3 separate regions of the Homo sapiens genome follow, and all the other regions are linked to region 3. Evidence: chromatin loops called from intact Hi-C (ENCODE). Cell type or tissue: IMR-90. All regions are shown on one strand. Links, peaks and the distances in the headings refer to the core of each region. The heading gives the core; the rest is flanking DNA. Region 1 has its middle 42 kb from the start of MIR1302-4. Region 2 has its middle 14 kb from the start of MIR7845. Region 3 holds the start of LINC01802 (long intergenic non-protein coding RNA 1802).

Region 1 (10,721 bases), core at 2,922-7,921, 53 kb after region 3:
CTTGCCCAAGGACACAGAGATAGGAAATATTGGAACTGAGGAAATCAGTCTTTCTCTAGATCTATGGGTTTAATGTCTAAATGACTTTGTCTAGGCAAAAGAATGCAAGCTAAAAATAACAGATTCTTTCCTCATATTAAAATGAAACTTTGCACAGGGATGAAAGAAAAAAAAATCAAGATCTAAGTCCTCCATCCTTAAGTCCAACCTTACAATCAGGGTCTGCCTCGGCCTGATGGAGGAAGATGGAAATAGGAACAAAAGAGAAATGGTAAATGCACAGGTGTTAGCCACACTCCAGGGAGCCCCTGCTGTTCTGCAAGGGGAAGGAGGAGATGGCCTCAGCTCCAGTTAGCACTTCCCATCCCAAGACTATTGATCCAGTGAGACAGTGACACAGAGACAGCAGAGAGAATTAATAAATAAGTACTTGGAGCCATTACTGCTTCAGAATTACATATGCAACCAGCTAGTGGCCATTTTAAGATGAGGGAGGGGAGTGCATAGAGACGGTAAGAAAAAAAGGCAGAAATGTCTGTTGAACAATGGCAAAGAGTCAGACAAGTTTATTTGTTTGTTAGAGCTGGGAGATCTCAACTCCCTCGGGCAGAAGCCTGTTAGCCTCATCGCTGCAAGGTTTTTCCAGTTAGAGGCATAAATGAATACTTACGGGTTCTTGAACATATTATACACAATATGTAAAAGCAGACCCATGTATAATAATGTGTGGAAATGTCTTGGCCATATTTCTGATGCCAGAAGGTCTTGTAGCCAAAGTAGGAGTAAGTGTGGCATCTGAGACACATTCCAAGAGCCCCCATTCAGTTTGGTATCACCCAGACATTTTGGTACAAGCAAGCCCTTTTCAACCCATACACTCAACTTCCAGACCTCAAATCTCTCCACCTTTACTCATTGTCCCCATTCTAAGATCTAAACCAGCCTTCCTAGTTGTCACTTTTGCCTGAGGCTAATGTGACTTCACATTCCATGAGTCTGAATATATGAATTTTAAGAAATTACATGAGTGACGTGAATATCTTTGTGTAGATGGAACCCACTTGAATAATGCTTTTTAAGGTCATATTTTCTTACATTTGCCAATAAGAAATTCATGATAGAGTTTTTTTTCTTAAATGCTTCCCTAGTACCTTCATTACATATTCTGAATCAGAAAAATATGACTCTACAGAAACATGTATGTCACGTAAATTGTAAGCTGCACCTATATTGAAGTAAAATATGGGAAGAAGTTGTGGGACTGGATGCTGCTTAGGAAAGACATAATCTGGGGATCTAGTTGTCAGTATGGATGATAACTGATACCTACAGTTCTCAGCTTATATTGGGGTATTCCTCCACCACTGATTACCAATGCCAGATTCTGTTTCAGTGGAAAAAGCATAGGATATTAGTGGCGGAGAGCCAACTAGAATACATTTTGTTGACCCTCTTACTTCACAGATGAAGAATCTAAAATCTACAATGTTGAGTGACTTATTCAAGATCATGGAGCTTTGCAAGTTTGTTAAACATCCCAGGTCTCATAAACATTTTTAAACTTGGGCTCAGCCTATGTGACCCAACCTGCTGAGGATATGAAGTCATTACAAAAATTTTCTCTCATTGCCAGGCTAGGAAATGAAGGCCATTGAATACTGTTACCCAAAAAGGATTAGGGTGTCAGGGGCAGGTACAGGTGTTATGGGACTTGAAGTTTATAAAACTTCAAAGCTTCTCTGAGGGAAAACAATGCTAAGCTAAAAATATAAATTGGGTACAAAAAGAGAATATTTATTTAGAATGAGGAAATAAAATGTAATTAATTTTTTAAATGGACATGAGTTGGGCATGGTGGCTTGCACCTGTAGTCCCAGCTACTCAGGAGGCTGAGGCAGGAAGATCACTTGAGCCCAGGAGTTTGAGGCTGCAGTGAGCTATGATGGCACCACTGCACTCCAACCTGTGCAAAAGAGCAAGACACTGTCTCTAAATATAAAATAATAAGGTGGGAAAATATCAAATACATCACAAATACCAAAAAAGTAATGTTTTTATTAATTAACATCCTCACATGCCTATAATACTTGTTCCTCTACAATCTTTGCTGCATGCTCTTTAGTAACTTCTTCACATGACAAGGATTTTGTAAATTCTTTCCTATAGGAAAAACTCAAAAGCAATTCAGTCTTTCCTCTAGCATCATTGACCAAAATTCACCTTCTATTATTGACGGTTTAGAAAAAATTTTTTATTTTTTTTAGTTCCAGAAGTCATTCTCATGTAAACTATTAGGATAGTTGTCAAATCTTGGGGAACTTATCAAATTTCTTTTATACATATGAAGTGTAAGATGTGGAATAATTTTCCAAAAGCTAACTTCTGGCTCTATTTGAAATATTGTTATTCCCTGTATACCCACATACTCCTAATCTCAGACATCGTATCGGGATACCATCAGAACCATCCAGGCAAGAGGGAACCTGTACTTCACAGGAATACATTCTGCTCCTCTGCCCTTGGTGTCTCTCTGCACAGGGCAAGAAATCTGCAGGGCTAGGAGACATGTCTGCTCAAAACCCATGCCCCCTACTTCTTGATCTCACTCCAAGTACACAGGACCCTGGAATTTATTGGTGAAACAGAGCCTACCTAGATCTCTTCCTGGAGTCTTTCCTCCCAAGGGCAAAATGTATCCTCAAGTGTGATTATTCTTTGGCCAGCTTCAGAGCCATGGACAGAGCCCATGGAAGTGAAAGGCCCTGAAGCTTAAAATGCACTAGCCTCATGGCAAATCCACCTCTATGCAGAGGCTCTGCGATGAAGTCTTCTGCATCTTGTACCACAACCCAATCTGGAAGCTACTCCACCCACCAAAAGTACAGTCTATAAAAACTTCACCACTGCCTCAGCATGGCAACCATGCAGAGGAAGCAGTTAGAAAGAGATCAAAGAGATAAAAATGTGTGTGGCTCTGAACACTGTGAAATCTTCCTAGATAATGATTAAATGGCAGCAGATATCTTGCCTGTCTGTCCTTCTGAACCAACATGGCTCCATCTTGGCATTTCTCAGAGGAAAGCCCATGGCCATGTAGTGCCTTCAATGTTCCCATCTGGCAGAAGTTGGGCAACATTTCCAAAAATCTAATCTTTTCACATTCTCTTCTTTCTTCTTAACCTCACGTAGCACACCAGGCACCTGGACCCCTTAACAGACCAGAAGACTGGTCAGATGACCCTCTCTGGACGCAGTCAATAGAGGGCAAACTCCCACTCTCTTCATGCAGTGTGCATTGGAGTGAGGCAAGGAAGGGAGTGTGGGAGGAGTGGCCAAGGAAGGTTGCCCACCCTGGTCTAAAATGAAGACTTTTCAAGAAAAAACTGACCACTTTGGGGGCCTCTCGTGCACTGAGCATTAATTTCTCAATGCTTCTCCTCCCCAGCTCCCCTCTAACTCTTTGGCCCCTGTGCCCATGGTTGTCTCCTCATGCCACCACGGCATCTGCTCAGAGGACACCCGCCTGATGACCAAGATGAATCATGCTTAGGAAAGCTCCTGGGCAACCCTAGGCAATCCAGCAAAGCCCCCTAGACTTTCTCTAGCATGCACCCCTCCTCCCCACAACCACGGGGTCTTCAGGAGTTCTGGCCATCTCTCCTGACCCTCTGAGGTCCAATTTTCAAGCACTTTTATTCACATTCAAGGTACGAGATTAATAACACCCCCTACCTTAAGGTATATGTTTTGAAAAAGAGGACAATGTCTTAAGCAGAAGATTCAAAGTGAATGAACTTTAATTAAATGTCCAATAAAGAGAGATATAGATATGGATTTTAAGAAAAACTTCTAGGCATCTTAAAATAGGGTAGTCCATTTAATCCCCACATTTAAGCTTCCCTGTAATGGGAAGAAATAAATAAACTGAGAGCTTTGGGGTAGGAAGACAGGGTCGAGGGGTAACCTGGGAGGGGGCTGGGTGACTTGTTGCAAAAGTCAGAAGACCATGAGTCAGGGTGGGATCAGTATAACACTGTCATGAATTCTATCTTGCTGGCTTCTGTGCATGTGCTCCTGCGTGCGCGCGCGCGCGCACACACACACACACACACACACACACACACACACACACACACACGGTACAAATGCCTTTGTGGGAGGTGCTATTACCAACACCAAGTCTAAATCTAAGCCTCTCATTTTGTATTCCCTGCACTGTAAGGGGCAGCCCAAGGGGGCCGGGGTGGAGGGCGGGTGGGAGGCACATCTAGAAGAAGAAGGACAGATTTAAAAGGAAAGATTATTTATGAGGCCATGAAGACGTTCTTCCCAGACTCCTGAGTGCAGGAGTATGACTTATTTATTTTATTTTCGTTTGTAACCAAAACCTTCCCCTGACTCCCATTGGCCCCAGCTGAGAGGGGAGAGAGGGCCGGCCCGTCAGGCGTTGATCACCGGGCCAACGGGAGACAGTGTGGCGTGATGCTGACGCAGCCCACTGACAAGCCAGGGAGGCCCAGGGGAGCAGCTCTGAGCAGAGCAGCCAGAGCCAAGCAGGTAGAGAGCTGACAGCCGGGGAATTGCTAAGAGGCGCCGGGCTGGTGGGGGCAGGATGGTGAAACAGTTGGACTCGAGAGAAGGTGTGATTTGTGATGCACAAACTGTCGTTTACCCACTCCCCTTGGAGTCCTCTCCACGTCCCTCAGCTCCATCAACCTCTCTCCAGTTTAAATTTCCTCTCTCCCTTCCCCCTCCTGCATGCTCACTCCGTGGGTCCCCGCATTTCTATTCAATAATGTTTCTCTCCCTGTCTCCTTTTGGGAGAAGGAAGGGAGCAGATGAACACACATTAATAACATCAAAATGTCACATAAGTGATCAGCTGGAGGGGGCAGTCTCTCTGATGTCCTCAAGGCATCCTATTTAGGAATTGATATCTGCAGAGCCAGAAGAAAGCACAGCTGCTCTGGGGTACAGGCTAGGGAGTTAAGGGGATGGCTGTGTCAGTGTTGGGAATTCGTGCACTTACGGTGCAAAAGCACAAGGTGCATGAATTACCAAAGGCCTCAAGAACTGCCTGGTCCCACTCTCCTCCCTGGAGAGAGGCATCGCTGAGAAAACAGGAGCTTGTGTCTCCAGACTGGAGTTCTCTTTTAAGAAAATGGAAGTTGGGAGGGAAAGGGAGAGAAAAGCTTCAAGCCTATGGATAAGTCCTGAATCCTCCTCAGAATAGTGACCCCCGACATATGCACTGACGTGCCCATTTATTGAGAATCTCAGAATTCTTCGCAAAGGTGTCCCATTTAAGAAAATCCTCCATCCTTTTCAGGCAAAAGCAACAAACAGTAACAGAATAAAACTTTACTCATCAGATGGTGGTTACCAGTCTTTCCCTGCCATTTTTCTGGATGATGTTTAAAACCATGAGACTCCTGCTGGCCTTTCCCTTGTTACTGCACATAACCACATAGCCCTCTTACACTGGATGAAGCACTTTCTCCATAATGTTCACTTCTTTAATGACAGGATAGATGTTGCTGTTCTGACGACTGGAGTATTCAGACTGATGAGAACCACTGGTGATTCTCAGCAGTCCCAACATCACATGCTTCCTGTCCTGATGACCTGTGAGTCACCACTCCACCACCTCCCTATATGGGTGAGAGGTTACATCAGTCCCAGTCTATAGATGGAACAACACAGGCCCAATTGAGCAGATGTGCTTTCATGAGTCTGTCTCATACTATCTATTGCCAGGAAACAGGGTACAGTTGGAGACATATTGTTGCGTCATCTGAAGGCCTCATATTACAAGACACGACTATGAAGCTAGGCTTCACTCTATCACAGGAGTGGGAGCCTCAGACTTTAGCCCCTGGTTCCAATTCTGACACCTGCTTAGTATAGAAATACTTAGGTCCAGGAGTCAGAGGTTTGAGTTCTAGACTTAGAATTACCACTTAGCAATCACTTTCATCATGTCGCTCACCTGCTAAAAATCTTCCTATGGCTCCCTATTGCCCTTAAAATAAAATCCTAACCCCTCATCATGGAATTCAAGATTGTATCATCTGGCTTTTGCCATCTCTCTTACCCCATCTCACACCTCTCTCCCTCTCACTTGCTACTCCCCAGACACATCAGCCTATCTTTCTGTTCCTTTAAGTCACTCAGGCTGGTTCATACTTCATTGTCTTTGTACATGCTGTTCCCTCTGCCTACAATGTCCTAAAAGTGTCTGTAGTCTGCTAATCATTTCACCCTTAACAAATACTGCATTACTCAATAGGGAACACTCTCCCAGAAAAAGGTTTTTTTGGGGGGTTGGGAGGAGAATTTGAAATTTGATATATATTTTTAAAATCCAAGTAGTCATCATGGGGAAAATAAGAATCTGTCATTTGTTCATTAATTCATTCATTTAGCAGATATTTACCAGGCACCTTCTATGTTGGACTTCATTACACAACATGGTACTGTTTCTATTCGAATTACAATACACAAGCAGGGATGGGGAACTATGAGTTTTTAGAGCCTCTAGAAGTTCTAACCTAGCCCTGGCGTCAGCTCATGTGTCACCTCTTCAGAAATGCTTGTCCTGATCACATTATAAATTAGCTCTCCTTGCCTTCCCTCCACTTTCTAACACAAAACCCTGTTGTATAGAATAGAATAATATAATTTACCACTGCCCTAATTTGTTGATTGATGTATTTACTTATGTACCATCTGTCTCCACCAATTCATATTTAAGTTTCATGAAGGCATAACCTTGTCTCTCTTAGTCACCACCAGCACATAGAACAGTGCCTGGCACACAGACAGTGTTTGAAAAATGTCTGCTAAATAAATGAAGTAATGAATGAATGAATGTAGTCTTGGGCTAGTCGCTTAAACTCTCTGGGCCTTAGCTTTTTCATCTCTAAAATATGATCAATAACAACAACAACAAAAATACCTGCCTGAGTCAAAATGTTGGCAAGAGTTTGAAATAAAATATGTATAGACTCAATTTCCTAGAAAACAGAGCCTGAGGCAGGGATCAAGTGCTGGTGCTTTAAGTAGGAGGTACAATCCCTAGGCATTGGGAATGAGGGAAAAGGGAAAGAAAAAAAAACAGAAAGAATGAGAAGAAATAAAACACGGGTGGGCTCCTACATTGACTACTGCTTCGTGTGAAGCCACAAAGGGACACATTGGTCACTTGACAAGAGCATCCATTGGACCACACAGGACATCTTACATGGAGAAACTCTACCCTGAAGCAATGTATCAAGAGAGAACAGAACATTGGTCAATATTCACCCATTGGAGATTTTACCGCCCCACGCTTCCATATTGCCTTATCTTTACCCATGTCTCCCCAGTCTCCCCTGAAATCAACTCCTCTGTCCTTTAGTATGACATTTCACCCAAGCCTGGGAGTGTCTGGAAGAGACAGAGTCTCCAGATTGACCATGAGTGGTGAAACCCTGCAGCCCCACCCAAAACCCTTTGGCTTCAAAAGTGACAGCTACTTCAGAACAAGCAACTTCAGCGCAAGCAGGGGACAGGGAAGGATGAGAGACTCTCAGGCAGATGAGAGAATCCCACGAGGAAGAGAGGATGCATGCGAGATAGATTTGATACAGCATGAGAAAGTGGTTTAGAAACTATAAAGCTGCAAACAATGAAAAGTGATGTTGTTTTATTGGTCTTCTTTGAAATGCAACTGTCTTTCCATCTCATAGTCTCTGCACTTGTATAAGTTTGATGAGCTTTCAACTAGACTGCACAAATGAAGCCTTCCTTGTTTCCACTGTTACTGTTGAAACAGTACCTCTCTGAAACAAGCCACTTCATCTCCTCATAAAAAATCCTTATATCCAAAATAGGATCTCTAAATGGATTCTGTTAAAGTGGGGTTTTTTGCTTGCTGTATTTAGTTTCTATCCTTGAGAGAATGCAGCTAATATGAGCAATCCATATGGAAGATACTTTTCAAGTTACCTCCTTATCTTTTGATTCTCCCTCCATCAGTCTGCTTTTATAACATCAGCTTCCTTGGGGCCATTCTTGTATCGTCTACACAGTGATAAATTTTAACGCACCTCCAACATGTCATTAAATGTTAATAGCACAGAACCCATGTAATGGAAAGAATGAAAAGATTTCCCAGCCTGAAATGCCTCTGTCAGCAATTACATAACTTGTTGACATGTGGCCCCTTCATCAGGTTTATCTACAAATCCAAGACCCATACAATTAGGGGTCAACCTGAATTGGGGTCAACTGGAATTGGGTTCAGCCTGAACTGAGGAGCCACATGTGTTCTGGACTTTGATTGCATTCCAGAGCTCAGCTGAATAAAATGCCAGGCACATAGTAAGATACATACACAAACATAAACATATCATGTATATAATTCATTAAATATGTTACCAAATGAATGACTGTAGTCAGTTTAGAATGGAAATGCAAAAATTAAAAGCAAAAGCACAGGCTCTAGAACCAAAGTGCGTGGGTTCAAATCCCAGGTTTATCATAAACCAGCTAGTGTGACATTAGACAGTTGGCTTGACCTTTTTGTGCCTCTGTTTGTGCCTTGGTTTTTTTCTCCTGTAAAATGGGGATAACAGTCATACCTACCTCACAGGTTTGTTGTGATAATTAAATGACGTCGGTATTATAAGTCTTTTAGCCTAGTAAGAGTGCCTAGCGCACAGTGAACAAGGGATGCAGGTTAGCCTGGATGATAATTTCAACAGTGCTGCTAGCCACCCACCTGCCCACCCAAATCAGGAGAAGGGTGTCTCTTCAATCATGCCATCTGTCTTCACTAGTTCAACCAGACCCAGGCTTACATATGTTTAAAATCCAGTGTAAAACCTGCCTTTTAAAATTTGTGTAGCCAAAAAGAATCTCACACTAGGCATGGCATTTTCTGTCCCTTGGTGATAGACTGTGTTTTTAAACATGGTGGTATCAATTGATTTAAGTATTTTATTGAATAATTTTACTGTTCCTGTGCCCAGAGGCTTTTTAAAGCAGGGACCAATTTTTTAAATCAAATAGATAAATGTGTAGTCGTTGCACTTGAAATAAAAGCAGCACAAGCAGTAGGGCTAGAATTTCCACTTGAGCTGTATAACTATTTGCCTAATAGCCTGGAGGGTTTCCTAAAATTTAGGGAAGAAGCAGTGGGGGCTGGTGGCTGAACTTCACCGACACCATCTTAAGCCTTTTACACACCGTCACCCAGGCCTGAAACCTGTGTTCTCAAAGTACCTACCAGGATCTGGGCCACATGGGAATCATCTTATCCTCCTGGGGAGAGGTAATCTGACCTTAACTATTTCTTAAGTCCCTTTAACATTCAGCTGTGTCTCTCCCCTCAATGGTAGAATAATGAATAATGAGTCATCATTTTAGACTATTCCTGCAAACTGTTGCCTGTAACTATTTTGCACACTGCAAATCACCTTAATTTTAGTACAAAATAGCTCTCTACTATCCAAAATACTAACTTTTTTTATGGAAATACTGAAATTAAACAAATTAAAAATCAGCATCATTAATAGTAGAGCATTCTAACATTATATACCTCCTAATGTGATGCAATATGAGTGTACAGCATCACTTTTGAAGGATGTTCAACCCAAATTGGACCAAGCCTAAGGGATAAAGAAAAATGCTATGACCCAATAAAACAAGAAACATCTAGAATGTGGGATGTTCTACAAAATAGCTGGCCTAGTCTCTCAAAAAACACAATGTTGTGAGAAAAAAAAAAAGAGAGAGAGGGTGGGGTCTATTCTAGATTAAAAGTGACTAGAAACACTGAATGGAATCCATGACCTTAATGAATCTTGGTTTGAAAAATAACAGGTATAAAAGATACTTTGGGGATAACTGGGGAAATTTGAGTTTATTGGATGATATTAGAGAATTACTGTTAATGATCCTAGAAGTGACTATACTAAAGAATGTTTTTATTTTTTAAATTCATATATGTCTTTACACATAACTGAAAGTGCTATTACAGTGCCTAAGTTATTTACAACTGTGCAATAATGTGTTGTGAAATAAATTATCTAAAAGGCAGCAGAAATACATTGTGAATGTATATAAAACTGTAGCGTGTTCACAGATATATTTTTTATATAATTACTGGTTCTATAGTGTTTCAAGTTATGTTCTCAGAAAGAGAAACAAAATGCCCAAGATTAAAGAGAAAATATATGAACCATGTCCCAGCACCAGTGTCCCCAGCATCCCCAGCCCCAGTCTGAGGCCGTCTGGGTCTGCAGCTCCATGGCAACAGGGCCGTGGCTGGGATGGCACTCTTCTGACCCTCCAAACTGCAGGTCACTAAAAAGCTCTTATTTTTAGAAGATGCATATTGAAGTATTTAAATCCGAAGTATTACATCCAAATGGTTAGTAAAATATTAGCTATTCCTGAATCTAAGTAGTTAGTATATGGGTAAATCATTGTAATATATTTTCAGCTATTGTGTATGTTTGAAATTTTTCATAATAAAGAACTTTTGAAAGTTTTTTAATGTGAAGTTCTGAAATTATTAACAATTTGGGCCCTTGGAACCCACGTTTCTACTTCATGAATTGAGGGCTGGAGGGTGAAGGAAAAATAAAGCCAGTCTTAAAACCTGGCTTCTAAGCCCTGTTCAGTGCCCTGTGTGCTTTCTCTGCACTCTTGGTCATCACATCAAAGGAAATATG
Region 2 (10,721 bases), core at 2,971-7,970, 78 kb before region 3:
GAGACCATCCTGGCTGACACGGTGAAACCCCGTCTCTACTAAAAAATGCAAAAAAAGTAGCCGGGCGTGGTGGCGGGCGCCTGTAGTCCCAGCTACTCCGGAGGCTGAGGCAGGAGAATGGCATGAACCCGGGAGGCGGAGCTTGCAGTGAGCCGAGATCGCACCAGTGTACTCCAGCCTGGGCGACAGAGCGAGACTCCGCCTCAAAAAAAAAAAAAAAAAAAAAAAAAAAAAAATTCCTCCATTTGTGCCATCTAAATGGGAGAAATAATGCTTCAATGCCCCTCTCAGAATGCTTCACAATTCCCCTAACTCTCTTCTCCTCCCGCTTTGCAATGCTCAAAGATTGTTTGAAGCAAATGTGGTCATGCTTTATACTGTGTCATTTCATTTTGGCTTCTCCCAAACTGGGCATCGTGGAAGGTATGCCCTTAGCTGCTCTGCCTCCCTTTGGTCATTATTTGGGAAGCCAGTGCAATCTCATTTGATGAAGACCAAAAGGTAGCATAACTCAGAGAGGCTTACTCCTCTTACCCAATTTGTCCAAATGGGAAATTCCACCCAGCTCTCGTTGTGCCACATATAAGCCCCAATCCTTTCCTTTTCTGTGATATCAATTTTCAATCTTTGAGGAATATTCATGTTAAAGCAATCCTCTTTTGTTTTGTCCTTTCTACATGTTCAAAACTATTATTTTAAAAAACAATTTATTAAAGAACATACAAAATATCTTTAATAAAATTTTAAAATAATATTGCTTTCTATAGTATTGTTTGGACACCATATTGTTCGTGCTGGATTCTGTCAGCTTGGCCTAAACAGGAGCAGATGATATTAGCTCAAATGATATCAAATGTGCTTGAAAGAATATAGAAGTTCTAACGCACGTAGAAAAATTTTCATAATTAAAATTACCAAAATCTACCCAAAGAATATGAGATGTTCTCAAAGAACCCACTTTACAGAGGGATTTAGAGTAATATATTTTTCAGAATTTAAGGCACTTCTCAATCTATTAAGAAACAGTTACTGTTACATTTATCACATTTTAAGGGAAACTATAATCTTGAATATTGTAACATTTCAAAAGGTGATATAATAACAGGCCTTTTTGTGAACTAGTAACAGCATTAGCCAAAGGAAAGCTAAAGAGTAAGGACTGGTTAAATATAACTTTCTTCCACACTGCCCTGGGGTAACTGTTGTCCTAAGTGACCTTTAAAGATAATTTAGAATGGAAACAGATCTACTTTAGTAGCTTTACTAAGTATTTGACAACCTAGAATTTCCCCTTTTTGATTTGTCTTTACCATAGCAACCTTCTGATCTGTGATTTCCTCTTTTGAATGAACTGACTTATATGAGATTTCCCTTTGTAAACACATAGTATCTATTTTTATTTATTTACATACTTGTTTCTTATTTCTTTTATTCCAGAGAGGAAGTATGAACAAATACAATAAAATACAGGAACTACAATACAAAAAAAAAGTATTAAATAAAAGACAGAAGTCAAATACCAGAGGATAAGGGAGAAAGAAATATAGTAGATATACATTGTTATTCTAGCTCCTTGTAACTTTGCTTAGTGTGAATCAATGCCCCTAGAGCACAGAATCTCACCTATTTATGGTTATTTACTGGAAAAAATTTTCAACATTGCTATATGTTTAAAAAGTTGATGATAAATTGTTAAAAAAATTAACTTTGAAGTCATAGAGAAAAGAGGTGGAGGAGGCAGCAGATAAAGGGGAGAAGGAGGAAAGGGAAAAGAAGTGTGAAAGTAAGACCAGTTTTGAGTGAGGGTGTGTGTGTGTGTGTGTGTGTGTCTGTGTGTCCACACAAATGAACCTTCTTTTCTCATTTTGATGTTCCTTCTGCAGGTATTGAAGGAAGCTAGTTTAGAATAATTTATTGAATGCTCACTAAGTGCTGAGTGCTGTACTAAATGCTCTTACATGATTCTCTCATTTAATCCTCCAAACAACATCAGGAAATAGATATTATTGGCATCATCCTTATTTTATTAAGCGGTTAAGTAAATTGCTCAAAATTACAGAGCACAGAAGGAGTACAGCCTGGATTTGAACCCAATGAGCCTGGATTTCAAATTTTAGAGTCCTAACTTTTAAGCTGAAACTAACAATAAGGGCAAAAGTAACAAGGTCCTCAGAACATGTCTGTGTTTTTTACTCCTTTTTTGCATCCCCTAAAACCTGGCACCATGCTTGACACAGAATACTTAATACACACTTATTACATGATCATATGTCACAGAAAGAAACAATAGTACTCATTTGGTTACATTTTTCTCTATGTTCTCCATCCTTCCTGCATGATTTCTATCCATTTGTCCATCCATCCATCAATAAATACAATGCAAGGATCCATGATGACTTATGAAGAATGGAACGGGTTCAAAGATTAGGGAGATATCAGCAAGAACCATATATATTTAGAACATGTAGATTGCAACCAAAATTCAAATAAAATTTTTTAATGTTTTTTGCTCCTTAATGTAGACTTAGCTTTAAACATTTGCTATGTCAGTGTTTTCTAAAACTTGCAGTTATTCTGTAACACATCCCCAGTCTCTACATGTATCTGAATTTTACCCACACTTCCACAGATTTAACTAATTTCTCCTAATGTTTGCAGGACAAAACTAAGGAAATGTCTAGACCCTCAGGGTAAGGGAAGCCCCTAGAGACCGGCATGTGAATCACAAACTCAAATGCTTATGGACCAGACAGGTAACCTCAATGAGTAAGGTGGGCCAGGTGAGGATGTTGGATAATTGGAGGACGCACATTCCATTTAAAGGTGATGGCTACTGCTCAACTCCAGCCATCTGTGACAATACAGATCCACCATGTGCTGCTAGATCATCTTATCTTTCAAAGAAAGCAAAAAAAAAGAAAAAGAATTTTTTTTGTGTGAAATCTCCTGATTTTTAAATTTTGACAAGGAATCCAGATATACAAGAAAAAAAAAATATTTCACATAGAACAAAAACTACACAATAGCAGACCAAATTTGGCCAATGGGCAACCAACATGTGACTTCTGTGGGAGTACCTACCCCTTCCTCAAAGCAGTAGGGATGCCTACTTGTTGGTCTGCTTGGCAACATCCTTCACCACGAATTATCCCACCAGCTATGGCTTAAGCATTTAGGTGAGCAGGGGCCCCCATGCAACCCACCTGAAGGAGGCCATTCCATTTCCAGGTGGCTCATAGTCATCTAAGACTGAGCTGTAGTCCAGCAGACCTCTACTTTATTCATATTGGGGATGTTCTGTCTTCTGTAGCATCCCCAAAATACATCTCTTTTCTTTTTCATATACCAGCCCTTAAAGAACGTGAAGGCAATTATCAATTTTCAGGGGCTGCTGTGAGGAATACTAGAAGGAAATCTATTATTTCAAGTGTGGTCCAACCAGTGCAGAGACAGAGTTGGGTTCTATTTTCCTTTGTTTCCAATACTGTGTTTCTATCAAGGCAACCTAAATCTAATTTTGTTTTGTAAGTGCATCTCATGGTTAACTTATATTAAATTTATAATAAACTAAAAACCTATAGGCCTCCCTCATTCTTGCTATTTTACCCCAAGACAGGACCTTTATGTGTACTTATTAAACTTCATCTTTTTATATTTGGCTCATTTCCTTTCTGTCAAAATCTTTTTTAGATTCTTGATTTTATGGTCTAAAACATTTGCTATCCTTCTCGATTCCATATCACTTATAAATTGGATAGGCCTGATAATAACAGCTAACATATATAAAGTTTGCTATGTGCCAGGCACTGTTCTGAATGCTTTACATATATTATTTCATGCTCACAACTGTCTCATTTAGCTACTAATCATATACCTATTATACACATATAAGAAAACTGTGGCACAGAGATGTTAAGTAACTGATCCTGGACCACACAACATCTAAGTGATAGGAACAGGTGAGGTGACTCCAAAGCCTGCAAGCTTAGTTGGTATCCTTTGCTTTACCCCATCAGATCTCAGAGGGCAGTGTAGATAGACAACACTAGAATGATAAACCCTTTTAAAAACTGCCCTCCTGTAATCCCAGCACTTTTGGAAGCCAAGGTGGGAGGATCACAACGTCAGGAGTTTGAGACCAGCCTGGCCAATATGGTGAAACCCCATCTCTACTAAAAATACAAAAATTAGCTGGGCGTGGTGGCAGGCACATATAGTCCCAGCTACTCATGAGGCTGAGGCAGGAGAATCACTTGAACCTGGGAGGCGGAGGTTGCAGTGAGCCAAGACTGTGCCACTGCACTCCAGCCTGGGCAACAGAGTGAGACTCCATCTCAAAAAAAAAAAAAAAAAAAAAAAAAAAAACCAAAAATAATAAAAATTGGCCGGGCACGGTGGCTCACATCTGTAATCCCAGCACTTTGAGAGGCCAAGGCAGGTGGATTACGAGGTCAAGAGATCGAGACTGTCGTGGCTAACATGATGAAACCCCGTCTCTACTAAAAATACAAAAATTAGCTGGGTATGGTGATGCGTGCCTGTAGTCTCAGCTACTCGGGAGGCTGAGGCAGGAGAACTGCTTGAATCCAGGAGGTGGAGGTTGCAGTGAGCCGAGATCGTGCCACTGCACTCCAGCCTGGTGACAGAGTGAGACTCCGTCTGGAAAAAAAAAAAAAAAAAAAAAAAAAAGCTCTATTAAAATGCTAAGAGCATAGATTATTAATCCCATTTATCAGATTAAAAAAGCTGAGGCTTGGAGGTTAAAGCAACTTGTGTGAAACCACGTAGGAAGTTGCGGCAAAGTGAGTGCTAGTCCCCAAACCCCTTGCACTCTTTCTACTGCCTAACTTTATCCCCAACATGCTGTTACTTCAAATCTGATTAGTGTTGGAGGGAGAGCTACCCATCCTGTGGCCACTCATTAAGTGCAAGCGTTTTCTCCCTGGTGGAAAATGCTCTTGATTATTTACGCCCTTCCCCCACTTTTTTTCTTTGCTACCAGAATCCTAATGCTCTGATTGAAATATGTTCAGTTAAATATATACTTGCCTGGCCTCCCTTGTAGTCAGGGAAGCCAGGGGCACAGTTCTGGCTAATAATGTATGAAAACAAGTCTTCTGGTATGCATTAGTTTTCTGGGGCTGCCATTGCAAAGTACCAAAACCTGGGTGGCTTCTGGAAAGGCAATGTATTGTCCCATAGTTCTGGAGGCTAGAAGTCTGAAATCAAGATGTTTGTAAGCTTGGCTCTGAGGGAAGGATCTACTCCAGGCCTCTCTCCCTGGCTTGTAGATGCATGCTTCTCATTCACATGGTTCTCTCCTAGTATGCATGTCTCTGTGTCCACATTTCCCTTTTTTATATTGGGTTAGGGTCCACCCCAATGACCGTCACCCTTTTAATTTGATTACCTCTGTAAAGACCTATCTCCAAGTAAGTTCAGATTCACAAAGAACAAAAACTATGCTGATTCAGAGGTACTGGAGGTTGGGAAAAACATATCTGGCTTTGGAGAGGACAACACTCAACCCATAATGAGGGGGGCTGGTATGGGTTGCTGGGGAAGCTTTTGCTTTCTTTGTAAAAGGGGACAACCATGGTGTGCCTTCCTTCCACTGCCCCTCCTTCTCTCTGCCTTATATACTGCCTCAGTAGTTGGAGCTACCCAGCCATGTCATTATTATGAGAGAATGACCCAGAGAACTAAGGAACTGAACCTATACCAGAAACTGCCTGAGTCTGGATATCTTGTTACATAAGAAAAATAAACCCCTATGCTAAAAGTCATGTAGTTGGGTTTTCTGTTACTCATAGCCAAACACATTCCTAACATATTACCATTCTCAAAAATCTAGCTTTGTATGATTTTATCAAATAATACCAATTAATCCAAAGTAATTATCAGGCTATGTTTACAAATGATTTAGATGGAGAATGGGGTTGAGCAAATCAAGCAATGAAATGTTTTGAAAACAATGTCTAAGAAAAATATGTTCACTGTGAAATACTATACAGCCATAAAAAGAATGCAATCATGTCTTTTACAACAACATAGATGCTGCTGGAGGCCACTATCCTAAGCAAGTTAATGCAGGAACAGAAAACCAAATACCACATGTTCTCACTTATAAGGGGGAGCTAAACATTGGCTGCTCATAGACTAAAGAGGGCAACAATAGTCAGTAGGGACTACTCGAATGGAGAGGAAGGGAGTGGAACAAGGGTTAAAAACAACCACCAATTGGCAACTATGCTCAGTACCTGGGTGATGGGATCAATCGTACCGCAAACCTCAGCATCATGCAATATACCCATGTAACAAACCCACACATGTACCTCCTAAATCTAAAATTTTTAAGTTGAAATTATTTTTTAAAAAGTGTGTATGTTGAAAGCTGTGCACCAACAGCTTCAAGCTTCCTATTGTTGCTTGTTTTTGAAGGTGACTGGTGTCTTCCAGGCCCCAATGTTGTTCTTGAAAAGCCAATAAAAAAGATCCTGTTTGCTATTCTTAGCATTTATATATACTAAGGCTGGTGTGAGAAAGAATAAGGTCATGGGTTGTTACCCTCAACGGTGGACATTTTAGCAAGTCCCTCTGTGTATTTTGATGATTGAACATGAAATCATCTCTGCGGTTAAATTTTATTGCTTTCAATGCACCTCGGTTTCCCTTCTCATGCTGGGTCCTGTAATGATCTTTCTGGAGTTTGTTTGGAAAGTCAAAGAAGTCTGACAATGGTGGCTGTTTTGTCTCCAGGTATTGCGAGTGTGAAAGAAACCATTGGGGACGGGGCAAGATATCCTGCCAATGAGCCAGGTAGGATGTCCTTTGAACAGGACAGGGCCTAGGGTAGGGCATGGAGTCGCACTCTCAGTGTTGTGCAAGCTCAGGCTTAGTGCCTGCAGGCCCTGAAGCTGGGTGCCTCTTAAGTGTTCACCCTGGATGCTTCTCTTGCCTCTCCCTAGTCCTAGCCCTGCCTCTGAGTAAGAATAATCTCTAATGGACACCATTATCCTCTTGCACTCATTTTAGTCGTTGTATGTCTGCTTCTAGGTTCTAACCTGGAAGTTTTAATTAGTTTTAGTTGAACAGCTATTTTTTAAAGCCATAATCCCGAGAACACATTGAGAGAGGAAGAGATTTTCATTCTTTCATACCCAGGCATTTAATATTTTACAATGGTAACTCTAAATAACTGAGTACCTAGGTTTGAGGCACTGTACTCATATTGCATAGGTGTGTTGCATATATAATGTGCAAAACTCACTAAGAAATTCTGCAACCTAGGCATTCATAGCCCAACCGAGAGATGAAATGCCAGGCCCAGGCCCCACAGAGGAGAGGGCCACTCTCCAACATAAGACTATCTTGCTCCACGTCGACTTGCTGCCTGTTTGACTCCCCTCCCTTCGGGCCTCAAAATCTCTGCTTTCTAAACTTTTCTGGTATTAACTGCCTCAATCACCACAAATACTATCTCTGTATCTCCTGGTCAAATTTTTCTTACTTGACTAAAAGATTTTATTATTGCTTTGCTTCTGTGGTTTCTTTCTCTTTTCCACTCAAAAAAAAGAAAATCATTGAGTTGAGAGTAGATCAGTATGTCAAGTTTTCTCAAAACATTCTTTAAAGCCATTTTCTGACTTAAATGTCTAGAAGGCAAAGCTAAATGGGGCCACCAGGTAAGAAAGCAGGACAGCTCCACACACTTAGGGGAATGAGGAGGGAGAAAATGGAAAGAAAAAATATCTTATTAGGTTTTGTAGGTCAGGGAAATCCTTTCTAGCCTGGATTTTAAAACTTCTGAATTTTAATTGAAAGTATTTCTCCAGGGTATTTACTTTAACATGACTGTGCACTCTCAAAAAAAATTCCCTATCCATGTAAGAAAAATAGTACAAATTCCAGGAAGGCAAAATTGCATTAGAAGGAAGAATTTGATGATGTGCCCTTTCTGCTTCGGACAGTAACCATGAAATTGCTGGCAGCCGCAAAAGCTTCCAGACTTCTATTGAGCATCTCTGCTGGGAAAAACATAATGCTTCAGGGTATGATACATGACTCCATACTCCCACCTAGGAATCACCATTAATTCTTAAAAGAAGTGAGCAATATTCCCCTCAAGATTTATGACCATCCACTAAAGAAAATGTCCCCAAATTTGACAGTAGAAGATTGGTTTAATCTGGGGGCTGTTGTTAGAAAGGTATGAAAGTTAATGAACAAAACTTGACGTCTCCCTGATTTCTCCAGTTTTGACCTCAAATGCAAAATAATGCTTGTTCCCTGTATAACACACACACACACACACACACACACACACACACACACACTCTCTCTCTCTCTCTCTCTCTCTCTCCAAAAGATAGAAATTCTCAGTTGCTCACTTATAACAAGCACAGAATCAAATGCTAAGTGTTAACCACTCATCTTTTAAAAATTCATGTCTACAGAGTACATCTTGGCCCAAACTAGAAATTACTTTATTCTCTTCTTTCTGCATGTTGACTTTTTATCATAACTGTTAACATCATTCTTAGTAATAATGAGGATTATAAGAATACACTGGTTTAAATAGTGTTATCTGTCTTTCTGACTCAATGTATATTTTTATATTGTATCTCCTTATCTTCATTGCATTCCTATAAAGCAGGTTGCTTATCATTTCTGATTTATAGATGTAAAAACCAGGGCATTGCAAAGCAAGATGATATGAAGTCAAATAGTAATGAAAAAATTGGTCCTTTTACCCACTCTCTATATTAGAATTAATTCACTCCCCCTGAAATTCAGGAAATGGGCTGGGGTGCGGTGGCTCACGCCTGTAATCCCAGCACTTTGGGAGGCCGAGGGAGGCAGATCACCTGAGGTCAGGAGTTCAAGAGCAGCCTGGCCAACATGACGAAACCCCATCTCTACTAAAAATACAAAAAGTCGCTGGGTGTGGTGGTGGGCGCCTATAATCCCAGCTACTCAGGAGGCTGAGGCAAGAGAATTGCTTGAACCTGGGAGGCAGAGGTGGCAGTGAGCCTAGATCGCGCCACTACACTCTAGCCTGGGGACAGAGCGAGACTCTGTCTCAAAAAAAAAAAAAAAAGAAAGAAAAAGAAAAAAGAAACAAATAACAACAACAACAAAAAACACAAGACAGAAAATGGAGTGTAACAATACATAAAAAAGAATTTTCAGTTGAAAAAGTGATTTAGCCTTAGCACATGTTTCCAAATTAGGGGTCTTTCTTTCAAATTGCCTTTAAACATAGTACAGAAAACGGGGTAATTTGGGTGCTTTCAAAGCTGACCCACCTGAACCAGGGCATTTTAGGACAACCTTGTAGGAACTCTGAGTCAAATTCTTGTGATGCTATGACTAAGTATCATGCTTTGGCTGCTTTCCCCCACCTCTTACTCAGATTCCCCCAGCCCCCTTCTTAAGGAGAATCCCTTTAACCCCTCCTAGGAAATATCCCTTCCCATAGCACTTCAGAGTCTTTGCGGCAACTCTGCTGCAATGTCCCCACTTGACACTGTGCTCCTTGTTGTGGTGTTAGGGCTAAGTTTCCCTTTCATGGGACTCCAAGCTAGAAGTTGGTCTCAGCACTAATGAAAGATGCACAGTATGTCCATTGCTCAGTCAGCCGTTCTGATCCACTGCTGAGGTTGCAGGTGTTCCTTGTCTCCAGGTTGCTGCTTGATTCGTGGGAACCACCCCCAATCCCCCTCCCACTTTCCACTCAGGTTCTGTTCTACAAGTCTCAGGGATCTCTGCACCACAGGAGACTCAGAGACAACAGGATATGGGTATGGTCATAACCTTCCACTGTCAGCATGTAGAACATAGGATGATTCAGCTCCACCATGAAATGAGAAGATAGAGGGAGGGAAACCATCCACTGTCTGCAACCTGAGAGACTGTTCACCTCCCCCCTCAGCAGCGGTAGGGTAGAAGTGGCACTAACCGATCTAATATTCAGGTAGTCAGGGTTCTAATTCTAGCTCGGGCACTTTCTTTGCCTCAATTTTTACATTTAGACCTAACAACTTTTTTTTCCTGGTAATGACTGTCCATCAGCCACATGTTCCTAGATTTTAGTATAATATTTTTACTGGGCAGTTATTGGATTTTGGTCATCTAGCATCTGTAACTGCTTGCTTTGATAACTGTACTCTGACTTTCCTCTGAGAACTCCGTCTGCTCTAGTCACAGCCCATGAGCTCCAGGATGGAGTTGATGTCTTCTCAGCTCCAGGTATGAAGCATGTGAACCGACCCTGACCCATCAGCAGTTCCTATTTCCTTGGGTTACGTGGTTGATTCAGAGATGGGCAGCCAATCAGAGTGAATTTCAGAACTTTCCTAGACGCTGCCTGAAGAGACTTGCTCTAGCTCCATCAATCTGAGTGTTGGGTGTTGTCATGCTTGGAGCCTAAAGCCACTGAACCATATCACGTACAGTCTGAGAATGAGCCAGCCTATGAGAAGCAATGAAGCAGAGCCAAGAAATGGATCCTGGTGGCTTTGTTGAGGGCTGAATCACACTGACCCGAAGCTGTACCTGTTCTTGTACCTTTAGAAACAAAACCCTTTTGCCAGGTGCGGTGGCTCACACCTGTAATCCCAGCAGTTTGGGAGGCTGAGGCAGGTGGATCACCTGAGGTCAGGAGTTTGAGACTAGCCTGGCCAACATGGTGAAACTCCATCTCTACTAAAAATACAAAA
Region 3 (10,721 bases), core at 2,331-7,330:
GATTGTTGGCGGAGCAAACAGCACAAGCAAAGACCCAAAGGCAAAAAGTAGCACAGTCTAAGTAGGGGAAGCATATGCAGTTTGCTTGTGTTGAACACAAATCTGTAAGGCAGGGACTGGAGGGAGCTGAAGCTAGAGACACAGGGAGCTAAGATGTTAAGAGAACATGTAAGTCCCTCCATCTGGAGAGCTTGGACTATATTTTCTGGGCAATGATGGCACCAACGTGATAAAGCCTGCTTTCTGGATAGACTCAACAGCAGTGAGGAGAGTTGCTTAACAGATAAGATTGGAGTCCAGAGGACCCGTCCCAAGACTGCTTCAAACATCCAGGCAAGAGACAATAAGAGCCTGACTTAGATGGAGGACTAGGGATGGAAGGGTGAGGAGACATTCTAGAAATATTTAGTGAGTAAAGTCACATAGCTTCTCAGCATGACTCACCTTCCCAAATTCCTAAGACTCAAATCTCCATCCACGTCTCCATACCAATTTCGACACTGAAGAAAACCTGGAGGGAGGAAGGATAAGATTTGCAGCGGCTAAAGCTCCTTCAATAGTACATAGCTTATACGGTACATTCGTTGAGCCACTTAAAATGATCAGAGTCACTTTAAACCTTATTGGCTGAGTCGATGAACAGGCAAAATATTTCTTTCTTGAATAGTCCAGTACATTGTTTTCCACAATTAGCGGTCACTGGGGTCGGAAAAAGAACGGAGGTTTTTAGAAAGATTCTGAACAATGTATCAATGCCAACTGAGAGTGGCAGGCACAACAAAACTGATAATGCTTCATATTGAGATAGGATCATTCCTCTGTGGCTTTCCTAGTTTCACAGTGAATATTAATTTTTAGAGCATTCCTATGAAGTAGAAAAGTGGCAAAGCAAGTTGGCTCCATTTCCGTGTGTGGGGCGGGGGTGGTAAGATACTAGTGCAGAGAGATGAACTGACTCGTCAGAGGCAAGGCTAGTTGGAGGAAATCCAGAGGGCAGTTTGGGCTTCTTGGTTTCTTCTGGTTTTATCATCTAAACCCATCCTAATGAGGTTACTGTCTTTAACTCAGCCTGTCCAGATCTCATCTAAAAAGAGGAAGCAAAGACCTGGGTAATTTTCCAGATAATTTCTTTAAAAGAGAAAAAAGCAACCTCTCTTTCCTCCAAATTGTTTATAATTGATGCAATACAGGAAGTCTCACTGCTTGTTAATGAGCTCCCAAACTCAAATTTTGCTATTTAATTTCTTTTTGAAATCTGCGTTTGCCCGAAATATCTCAGTAATTCAAGTGGAAAGGGAAGTTTTGCCTAAATTATGAAAATGACCTCAATTTCCTTCTTTGCGTAGCTAAGGGAGAAGTGGGCAGAACATGGTATCTGAGCTGTAGGAATCAAACCCTTCCCCATGGCCTGGGGTACATGGATCCCCTCTTGGTGTTGGGGAAACCCCACACTCAAGTTCAACATTGTCATCCTGTTTTCCGTCGTCAATCTGTAAGTCTTCATCCTTTACTCATTTGTATCTCCCAGGACTGCAACAGACACCACCTGCTTTGTTTCATTTATGCATTAGTAAAAACGTAGGACTTATACTAATGATTGGAAGAAATGACTCATTTCAAGTTCTTGCTACAGGGTCAGTCTTGGACACAGTTTATTTTGTATGTATATAAAATGGGTAAATTGAGCTAGCAGTGATGAAGCAAGGAAATGACTGCCCTGCCTGCTTTTTTGCCAAAGCACACGTCCCAGTTCTTTGTCTGACTCTAGTCCCTGTCATCTGCCAGTCTGCTTTTGTCTTTCCCTCATTCGGCCACTCTTCCCTTACTCCTTTCTTCTTGTATCTCTCGGGATAGAGCCACATGCCTCTGGACGGCTTCCATTCAGTGAGAACCTTGGATAACAAGGTGGTCCACAGGCAGCAGTTCAGCTGAAAAGCAGCAGCCCTATCCTGAAGCTATTTTGGAGGCAGACTATGAGTCGATAGCAGGACACCAACAGTTTGCCTCTTCACTGGGGCTCACAGATAAAAGCCTCAGATCTTGATGATGAACAGCGGCAGCTCCTTTGGGCGGGCATGTGGGCTGTCCTGCTGCTCCCGGCAGTCAGAAGAGCCAAGAACAAAAGATGTCCGCCAGGCCGCCCTGGTACCCAGCCGGAGCACACTGGGTGTCTTGCACACTCACATCCACACACTGCCCGACTCCCTGAGGCATGGAGATTGCTCTCTTCTGGATTCACACATCTCCCAAAAGGAAGAGCCCCTTTCTGAGATAAAATCACTGCATTTTTACACCCTGAACAATTAGACAAGATTTCCCAAAATGTAAGAGCAGTTAGTAGTTAGTAGACTCCATCCAAGGCGGTGAAGGCAGGAGGAGAGAAAAGGAGGGAGGAGGGAGAGGGTGGGGGAAGGAGAGCAGCAGCTTTGGAGTCTTTGTTTCTCTCCCATCTGGCTGAAAGCCAGAGGCGAAGATCGAAGAGACCTATCCTTTGTCCACTGATCTGACAGTCATCCCATGTTACCACTCGGCAAAATCAAAGTGAAATGCGTTCACACATTCACGTCCATCGCTCAAAAGGTTGCTATGAAATCTGTCTTCCTGTGCCTAATGGCAGCAGGATTTCTATGCAACAGTCCTGTTTTCAAGGTCATAATAAAATGAAGAGAGCTCCACTTTTTCCACTATAGTCCATCATTCTTAGCATGCTCCTGTCCTCCCAAGGACCCAAGCATGTGCTCTGTGACTTTAAGGGAAGAGAGAGTTCTTCCCAGCCTCTCTCTATCACGTCAGGTTAGGCTGTAGCATGTAAAGTTCCAGGCCATAAATAATTCAAAAGGCATGAAGAAGATTTTCTTCATTCTCCATCTATCTCTGCACACAACATCCCTCCCTCCCTTTCTGGCTTATAACAAATGCTAATTTAATCAACTGGCAGTAGATTGTACTGGTTGCTGACTCATGCCAGACACAGCCCCTATGGACTAACAGAGCTATGCCATCTCATTTGGAAATGAACAATGAAGAAGTGTGGTCCTGAGCTGACCACCTTCCTGCATTTGTCCTTTGTTTCCTCATTTTTCTACCCTCCTCCCCTAAAAAAAGGTTATTTACAAATGTATCCCCTGACATACACGCAAGCAATTTACATGGCAGCCACACCGCCTGCAAGGGGCTGAGCTACATGCAAGCTATGTGGCCTCTCAACTGCCTGTAAGGACACATGGGACTTCCCTAGTGGTCCTGAAAGCCGTTCTCTAGAAAGACCCTGTGCATGTGGCAGGGGGAAGGGGAGAGCAGGCAGTGCCGAGGGTGGGAAGGGCGGGAGGCAGAGCCTTGTTATCCAAGCTGTGAAAGCGCGTGTGTCAGTGAGAAAGCATGTGTGTTCTGAAACCGACAGCACCGGATGGAAGCTGATTAAAAAGTGTAGGGGAGCAGCTCCCCCAGGAGAAGTCTTTTTCACCTTACCAAGCTGGGCGGGAGTGGGGACTCTCAGACCCCTGGGAACAGTGGAGAAAGGAGAGTGGGAGAAGGAACTTTCCCAAAGACAAGACAGTGGGTGCAGCAGGTAGAAGGGCAGTGGGTGGAGAGGATAGAACATAAAGAAACGCCTCCAAAAGAAAGGACCAAGAGATACGGAGATATTTCTGGGAAGCCTAGGGAGCCCCATGGCCTATTTCCTTTTCCTTCTGCTCTTTCACTGTAGCTATAAATATTTATCTTATGAAGAAGCATCCTCCCTCCCCACCCCAGAGGGATTTATTTAAAGCCCACACCATCACGATCATGCAAATATTTGCTGAGTGCTATTGTATAGGGTCCTCTGTGAGGACACAGAAGATCGTTTACCTTCTCACCTTCCAATGCCTTGTAAAACACTTATGGTGTGCCAAGCACCATGCTGCCCCTTATTTTGTTAGCTTTCTCCTTTTAGCCACCCCCTCAGGTACACAGAGCTGGTAGCATGAGGCCCATTCTACAGAGAGCTGGAGCTCCGGGAAAGGGCTAGCGGATGGCACAGTCATGGCTGACACTATTTCCACCAGACACCCTGCTCCCTGGGGGTTTACACACAGGAGGTCTAGCTGCTTAGACATTAGGTTATCACCTATTAAGCAAATGGAGAAGCAAAACTTCAGAATTTCTGGAAGGGTCTGACCCATCTGGTCACCAGACCCTGCCCACAGTGCTGACTATCCCTGCTATTCTTCTGGTCTTGAATTGTCAATGAACGCTTTTATGTGCAATTGTACACCTCCCCAGCCCACCACCACCACATCGGATTGCAACTCCTCCTGGCCAGGAGCTGAGTCTGGGGAGCTTTTGTGTTTCCTGACAAGGCTAAGAGGAAAGGCTTGCAGAGAACAAATTCAAATTTTCTGGTTGATTGCAAGCACACTTTCAGTCTCTTAAAACGAGAAACCCTACCCCAGCCACCTTTATTTCCAAATCCTCACGTTGAGGCTGGTGTCTGCCGTGGTGGTTCTCCCAGGATGGTAGCTGTGTCTGCATTCCTTTGGGTTGTTTTTTGGGCGTATGTGCATATGTGTGTGCACACATGTGTGTGTCTCAGACTGTATTGTTACATGCCCTTCTTCGAGGGTTTTTCTCTACGAGGCTCCCTGCTGACAAGCAGGACATGCACAATGGCAAAAGTGCTTTTTCTCTTAGACCAATGAGAATTCATAATCCACTTCCTACAGAAGCCCAGAAAGGGAACCAAACAAGCAGCCCTCTTCTCCCCCAGCATCCTGAGTCATGTCACAAATATTCTACACTCTTTTCTTCTAATTTATGTTGCTACAACTTCAAGGTCATTGGGAAGCTAGGAAAGAATTGGCCCTGCCTGGGGGAGGCTTTTGCACCCAGCACACAGCATTCTAACTGCCCCTGCTTCACTGCCAAGAAGGGAAGGTGTGGTTCACTTTGTCCTTATTTGACCAGAGGCTAGGCATGGAATGCTGCCTCAGTGCCTGGACTGTAAACTCCTGAGGCGGTCATAAATAGGCACTCGGCCTGGTATGGCTTCTTGGCTAAACATTTGCACAGTAACACAAATGAGGCAGCAGACATGAGTCAGGAGGGAGAAATCAGCTCAAGAAGGGGTGGGGGCTGGAGCTTAGGCTTCTCAAGCCTTTGAGATGATGCTTTAGCCAGAGATACTCAGCTGAGCCTCCAGGGACAGACTGCGGGCCCTCCCCCATGCACTGCACCACCTGCCAGATACATTTGCAAAGCAGCTTGTAAGACCAGCTAAGTAAAGAGCTACTTGTCCATACTCCATGCATGAGGCCAACAAGGACCTTGTGTGTTTCTGAAAGGGGCAATAAAAAGACATTAATTATTTTATCCAGATTGAACATTCACAGTTTCATCCAAGGTTATATACAAGCTGAGAACTTAAAGCTCAGGGATGATACTGACCCTGCAAGGTTAAGTCTGGTAGAAATATGAAAAGATAATAGTTATATCATTCCAGTGATCATTGTTAAGTGCTCAGTGATCAGTGGATCACCAGATTTATCCTTGCTTCCCAGAGACAGGGTGCCAGTGGCTGGTGGCCAGAAGTTTTTAAGCCCACACAGCATGTTTCCTATTCTCTGCTGGGGACAATGAAAGGGAGAGCCTCTCCCAGCTGCTACATGCCACCCTCTAAAGATCAGAAATAAAGTATGTGCTGAAGAAATGAATGGATTATTTCCTTTATTCATTCACAATAAAACACAGTGCTGCCCCGATATTGTGTTTCTCCATAGTAAGTCTGCCTCCCTCTGCTCCTGTTTAACAATTACGGTTTGCTAGGACTGCAAAGACCACAGATTGGGTGGCTTAAACAACAGAAATTTATTATCTCACAGTTCTGGAGGCTAGAAGCCCAAGATGAAGATGTCAGCAGGGGTGGTTGCTTCTAAGGGTGTCTCTCTTTGGCTTGCAGATGATCACCTTCCTGTGACATCTTCACAGGTCTTCCATCTTCACAGGTCTTCCCTCTGTGTCTGTCTACATCCTAACTTCTTCTTACAAGGACACCAGATATCATGGACACCATGGATTAGGGCCCACCCATATGAGATCATTTCATTTTCCCTCTTTAAAGACCCTATTTCTAAATGCAACCACATCTCGAGGTGCAGGGAGTTAGGACTTTAACACATAACACAATTCATTCCAATAACAACAATTATAATTTTTTGGTGTCACAGGGCCAAATAGCTTAGTCCCCTCCTCTCTGTGTCTGCATAAACATTTTGGCAAACGCAAATACTGCCCCTGACACAGACAGACACAGGATCTGCCCTTACCATGTCTGCCCACACCCTCTCTCCAAAAAAGGCTCTATCAAATAATTCCATGGCGTTTCAGGTTGTAACAACAGAAAAAAAGGTCTTTTTCTTTACGTATGAATTTTCTAGTCAGTCTTTCTACTGCTGAAGGAAAGGGGCAGTGACAATGCCTTGCCCTTTGTTCATTTATTCCTACCACCTGATTCACTTGTTTTGGTATGAAGGCAGCTTCTGTCTGGCTGTCTCATTATCAACATCACATGTGAGCAGTTTATTTTGGTAATAGAATGAGGTTTCATTTATTTTGAACATAAACTGAGATTCAGCATTTCACCAGCCCAAGTTGTAGGAAAAACTCCAAGTGGCAGGGTTATACCTGGTTCTCTTCATCCTGCGTCTTTCCTCCACCAGGTAACCCCAGATCCCATGAGGTGGCAGTGTCACCATTGCCCCAGCCCAGAGTCATTTCAAGGAGGAGCAGGTCACTTCCTGATTCCCAAAGCATCTGCCTGTACCATTGAAAACTTATTCCTGCTCAGGTAAGTCCTAACTATCCGTCCAGCCCCACACAGCCCTTTTCAAGAGCAGGAATGCTGAGCTCATGGGATGAATTTTGGTCCCATAACTACAGAATAGTTAAATGGGTAAGCATCAAGAAAGAACACACCTGTGATATTTTTGATGCTTTAAAAACTCTCATTTAAAATGTCCTGTCCCTCAACCCATGTTGAGTGTGTGTGTTTTGTTTTTTGAAATACTCCTCTGAGCTCAGCACACTAGAGACATGACAAATTTGGTGTTTTGAACCATATGCCCGTTTGAATTGTAGAGATGCACATTGGTTAGGTTTTTAGAGCACCTTCTGGTAAATTAAGTCAGAGGTAGATATCAATGCTGGTATATACTCAAGCAGACAAGGAAAATTAATTGCAAGAATGGGGCGGGAAAATATCTTCCATTTATCTTCTTCCTATTTCAAAATTCAAACCTACATTTCTAGAGATTTAAAGATATGACGATAAGGAAGTTTTAATTGGCCAAGATTTGAAGCTAAAGAGGCTAACCTCAAGGAATTAGTATTATTTGTTTATCTACTACTTATGGGGTATAGAGCTGTATACTGAGTCATAGTTAGACATGTAAATCTCTATCGTCCAGGATCACATCATCAGAGTAAAGAGACCAAAGATGCTTGAAACTGTAACAATGGAAAGCAGGAAAACCTGATCAGTTCCAACTGGGCAGGATGGACATTCCGTTTGGGGTTCAGAGTGGGAATGATCACTGCAGTGAAGGGGTCTCAGAGGAGGTGACATTTGAATTTGGATTAGGGGCTTGGAGTGGGAGAATGATATGCCAAAACTGTTGTCAGGGGTGAGTTCCCTAGCACAGGGCACAGGATGTGCGGGGGCAGGTGGGGAGCAAGCTTGGGAGGCAAGCTTATAGACCCTTGCCACGGCCCAGGCACAAGGCAATTCACACGGGAGCTGAGGTATGGCAGTGGTGAGTAGAGGCAGAGATGGGTGGGTAGAGGAAGAGACAGCATCTGTGAAGAAGAATAAGCAGAGCTTTGAGTCTACCGACTGTGAGGAACAGAGGACAGGGACCAGGGTCCTGACCACCGACCAGCTTTCAAAGGAAGACGGCTGCCCACGGGGAAGGTCTGGCTCCTAGACCTTCTTCCTAGCTGGGCAGCTGTCTCAGCTCCCTCTACTTCTCACATGCTCTTAAAATAGCAGAACTGTCCAGCATGCTGGGCTTTCCAGTGGAGTCCAGGCCACCCCAAGAATATAGCCCTGCCCTCTGAACAGGTAGGAAGAATGTTCAGGGCACAGGTATGAATTATCCAGGGGCAGTTGTCAAACAAAAAGTCCCAGAGCTCCCTCTGGCTTCAACCCCAAAGCAAGATCTCCATTCCAACTGTACTCAATCAAGTGGACATAGTCCAGCTATGACTGGGATCATTTGGACTTCATATCACATATCTTTGTCCCCTTTTGGATATTGTCGTGATTTTTTTTGTCGGCCCCTGTTACGCATCTATTGTCTTCATTCCCCTTTTCCAATATCCCTTATTTCTATTTGAATTTCTCATATGATCCTGGGACTTACGTGGTCTAGGTGAGGTTAATCAGGCATTCCATCCACCTGTTCTTGTTGACATATTTAAGCTTCTGGTTCAAATGTCACCTGAAGCCAGATACCTCTAAACTTTTCATTTATATGAAATAACTTCCCTTTATTGTTTGAGCTAGTTTGAGCTCGGTACCCTCTGCTTGCACGTAAAAAGTCCCTGACGTGGCCCAGTGTGGTGGCTCATGCTTGTAATTTAAGCACTTTGGGAGGCTGAGGTGGGTGGATCACCTGAGGTCAGGAGTTCAAGAACAGCCTGGCCAACAAGGTGAAACCCCATTTCTACTAAAAATACAAAATTAGCTGAGCATGGTGGTGCACACCTGTAATCCCAGCTACTTGGGAGGCTGAGGCAGGAGAATCACTTGAACCCTGGAGGCAGAGGTTACGTTGAGCCAAGATAGTGCCATTGCACTCCAGCCTGGGCAAAAAGAGTGAAACTCCGTCTCAAAAAGTCCCTGATGCAGGCTCCTTGTTTAATTATGTTATTGTAGAAAGGGCTCTGGGAAGGAAGACAGAACATGGTCACTCCAGGCCCTACTCTGGCATGAACCGGGCCTGTGTCCTTTGTCAAAGCTCTGTATCTCTCTGGGCTTCAGTTTCTTCATCTTAATGTGATGAGTTGTTCAAGCCAGTTGTTAGTGATCCTTCTAGCATTGGCATTCTGACTCACAACACCCCTGTATATTGAGACTCTAGTGAGTTTGGCCATGCACCTCATGATCTGCCTCAGTCTGACTCCACGCCGTGGCCTATGAATACCAGGTAGACTGCCACCACCAAAGACACTGAGGAATTAAATGTGGTACCAGATTTGAACACATGTAGACATGAATGGACAGTAGCATGCACATAGGTTGGATAGTTAGAGTGTTTTCTTTTCTTTTTTTAGGGCAGAGAGGACATTGGCAAGCATGAGAAAGGCATGGGCTGGGGTCAATATGTCTAAAATGTCACTTTTAGACATATTGATCTGGGCTGAATAAAAGATAACCAAAAAAGAAGGATCCAACTCACTGTGGGAGATTTCACACTTAAAGGGAGGTTCTCAAACTTGAATTAGCATCATAATAGCCAGGTAATTTTGAGATGGGTAAGGATAAACAGAGAGCCAGAAATAGAGAGAAAAACCTACCTGGAGATGTTCAGCTGGAGGCAGTGACACAGCTGTGAGAGCTGAAACTGGGGACCAAATTATATCCCTGGGGATGTGGGGAGGAAGAAGATTGGAGCCTTAGGGACTTGAATGTCAGAGACAACCACGTTTTGTAAGGAAGAGAAAAGGAAAAGGAAAGGCCATTAGAAGGTAAAGGAGGAGGTCAGGCATGGTGGCTCACGCCTGTAATCCCAGCTTTTAGGGAGGCAGAGGCGGGAGGATAGCTTAAGCCCAGGAGTTCAAGACCTGCCTGGACAATATAGTGAGACCCCCATTCTCTATGAAAAGGAAAAAAAAAAAAAAAGACAGAAGGTAAAGGAGGAAAGAGAAGGGAAGTAAGTTTTGCAGTTACTGCTCACACATGGAAACCCATGAGTGTGAGTGTTAGGAAAGCCAGGGAGGAAAAGAACAGTGTAGAAGAGGCATCCTTGGGCTGATATCATGGAGCAATTTTCCCATTGTCCAAGGAATGGGCAGAAGAGAGGTAAGAAAGCCAAGCTCAGGTCAGGGCAGCAGCACCCAGTCTGTGGCACTCCCAGGATGGACGGGTCCTTCCTGGATGGGTCTTTCACATTATAGACTGTAGTAGTTACTTTTGATGCCCTGCATGGTGCCACTTCCCTCAAGTCAGATCCACACTGCCAACACCTATCCCAAGCTTGCTACTAAAGTTCTCTGTTTTGCCGCCTCAGGGCTTCTCTGAAGCTCTGGGAGCTTCACACAGGGAAAACGCAGACAGCCAGAGAAGTTAAGTCAATTTCCTCCTGTCTCCAACCACTGAGAGTCAATGGATCGACACTCCACCCCCACTCTGTATGCCTACGGCAGAGATCTCCATGCACCTGTGTGTTAGTTTTTCCTCCTCCCCTGCCTCAGTTTCCCATGCCCTCACTTTTGCTTCCTAGGGTCACCTCCCAAATAAAACACCTGCATTCAGTTCTTGACTGAGGCTGTGTTTTCAGAAGAACCTAGACCAAGAGAGAGATGAGCTAGCCTCAGTGGTGGCAAACCAAGAAATGGTGGCAGAAGCATGAGTGCACATTCCCTTTAAAGCCCCAGAACACTAAGTAAATGGAAAAGATCTCTGCAATGACCAAAGACTGAGCTGTATCCAGTGGGGCAGACAGAGATGCTACTCTGGATAGGAT

What was found. Peaks named below come from ENCODE experiments on the same cell type or tissue, not always from the same donor. Only the 100,000 strongest peaks of a DNase experiment are listed, where the experiment ranks them.
Region 1: it touches region 3 in a loop (3.0-fold over the local background); 4 of 110 quality-filtered maps call a loop at or near these places.
Region 2: a loop joins it to region 3, with 5 times the contacts of the local background. A loop is called at or near these places in 4 of 110 quality-filtered maps.

Annotation. Positions count from the first base shown.
Region 1 is chr2:207,305,974-207,316,694 of GRCh38, forward strand. No RefSeq gene overlaps it. Among named protein-coding and RNA genes, the nearest start is that of MIR1302-4, 42 kb to the left of the region's middle. RefSeq lists an enhancer at 4,383-5,132. In IMR-90, for the core only: a CTCF peak has its summit at 5,453; DNase peaks (open chromatin) are centred at 4,078, 4,468 and 5,638; H3K27ac peaks cover 2,039 bases.
Region 2 is chr2:207,175,157-207,185,877 of GRCh38, forward strand. No RefSeq gene overlaps it. Among named protein-coding and RNA genes, the nearest start is that of MIR7845, 14 kb to the left of the region's middle. In IMR-90, for the core only: no CTCF peak of the experiment used is centred there; a DNase peak (open chromatin) is centred at 5,745; H3K27ac peaks cover 594 bases.
Region 3 is chr2:207,253,745-207,264,465 of GRCh38, forward strand. It overlaps LINC01802 (long intergenic non-protein coding RNA 1802), which reads left to right and starts at 6,701. Exons shown (of 3, transcript NR_146973.1): 1 at 6,701-6,823. It overlaps MYOSLID-AS1 (MYOSLID antisense RNA 1), which reads right to left and starts at 572. Exons shown (of 4, transcript NR_110283.1): 1 at 445-572. In IMR-90, for the core only: a CTCF peak has its summit at 5,159; DNase peaks (open chromatin) are centred at 2,907, 3,367 and 5,017; H3K27ac peaks cover 4,155 bases.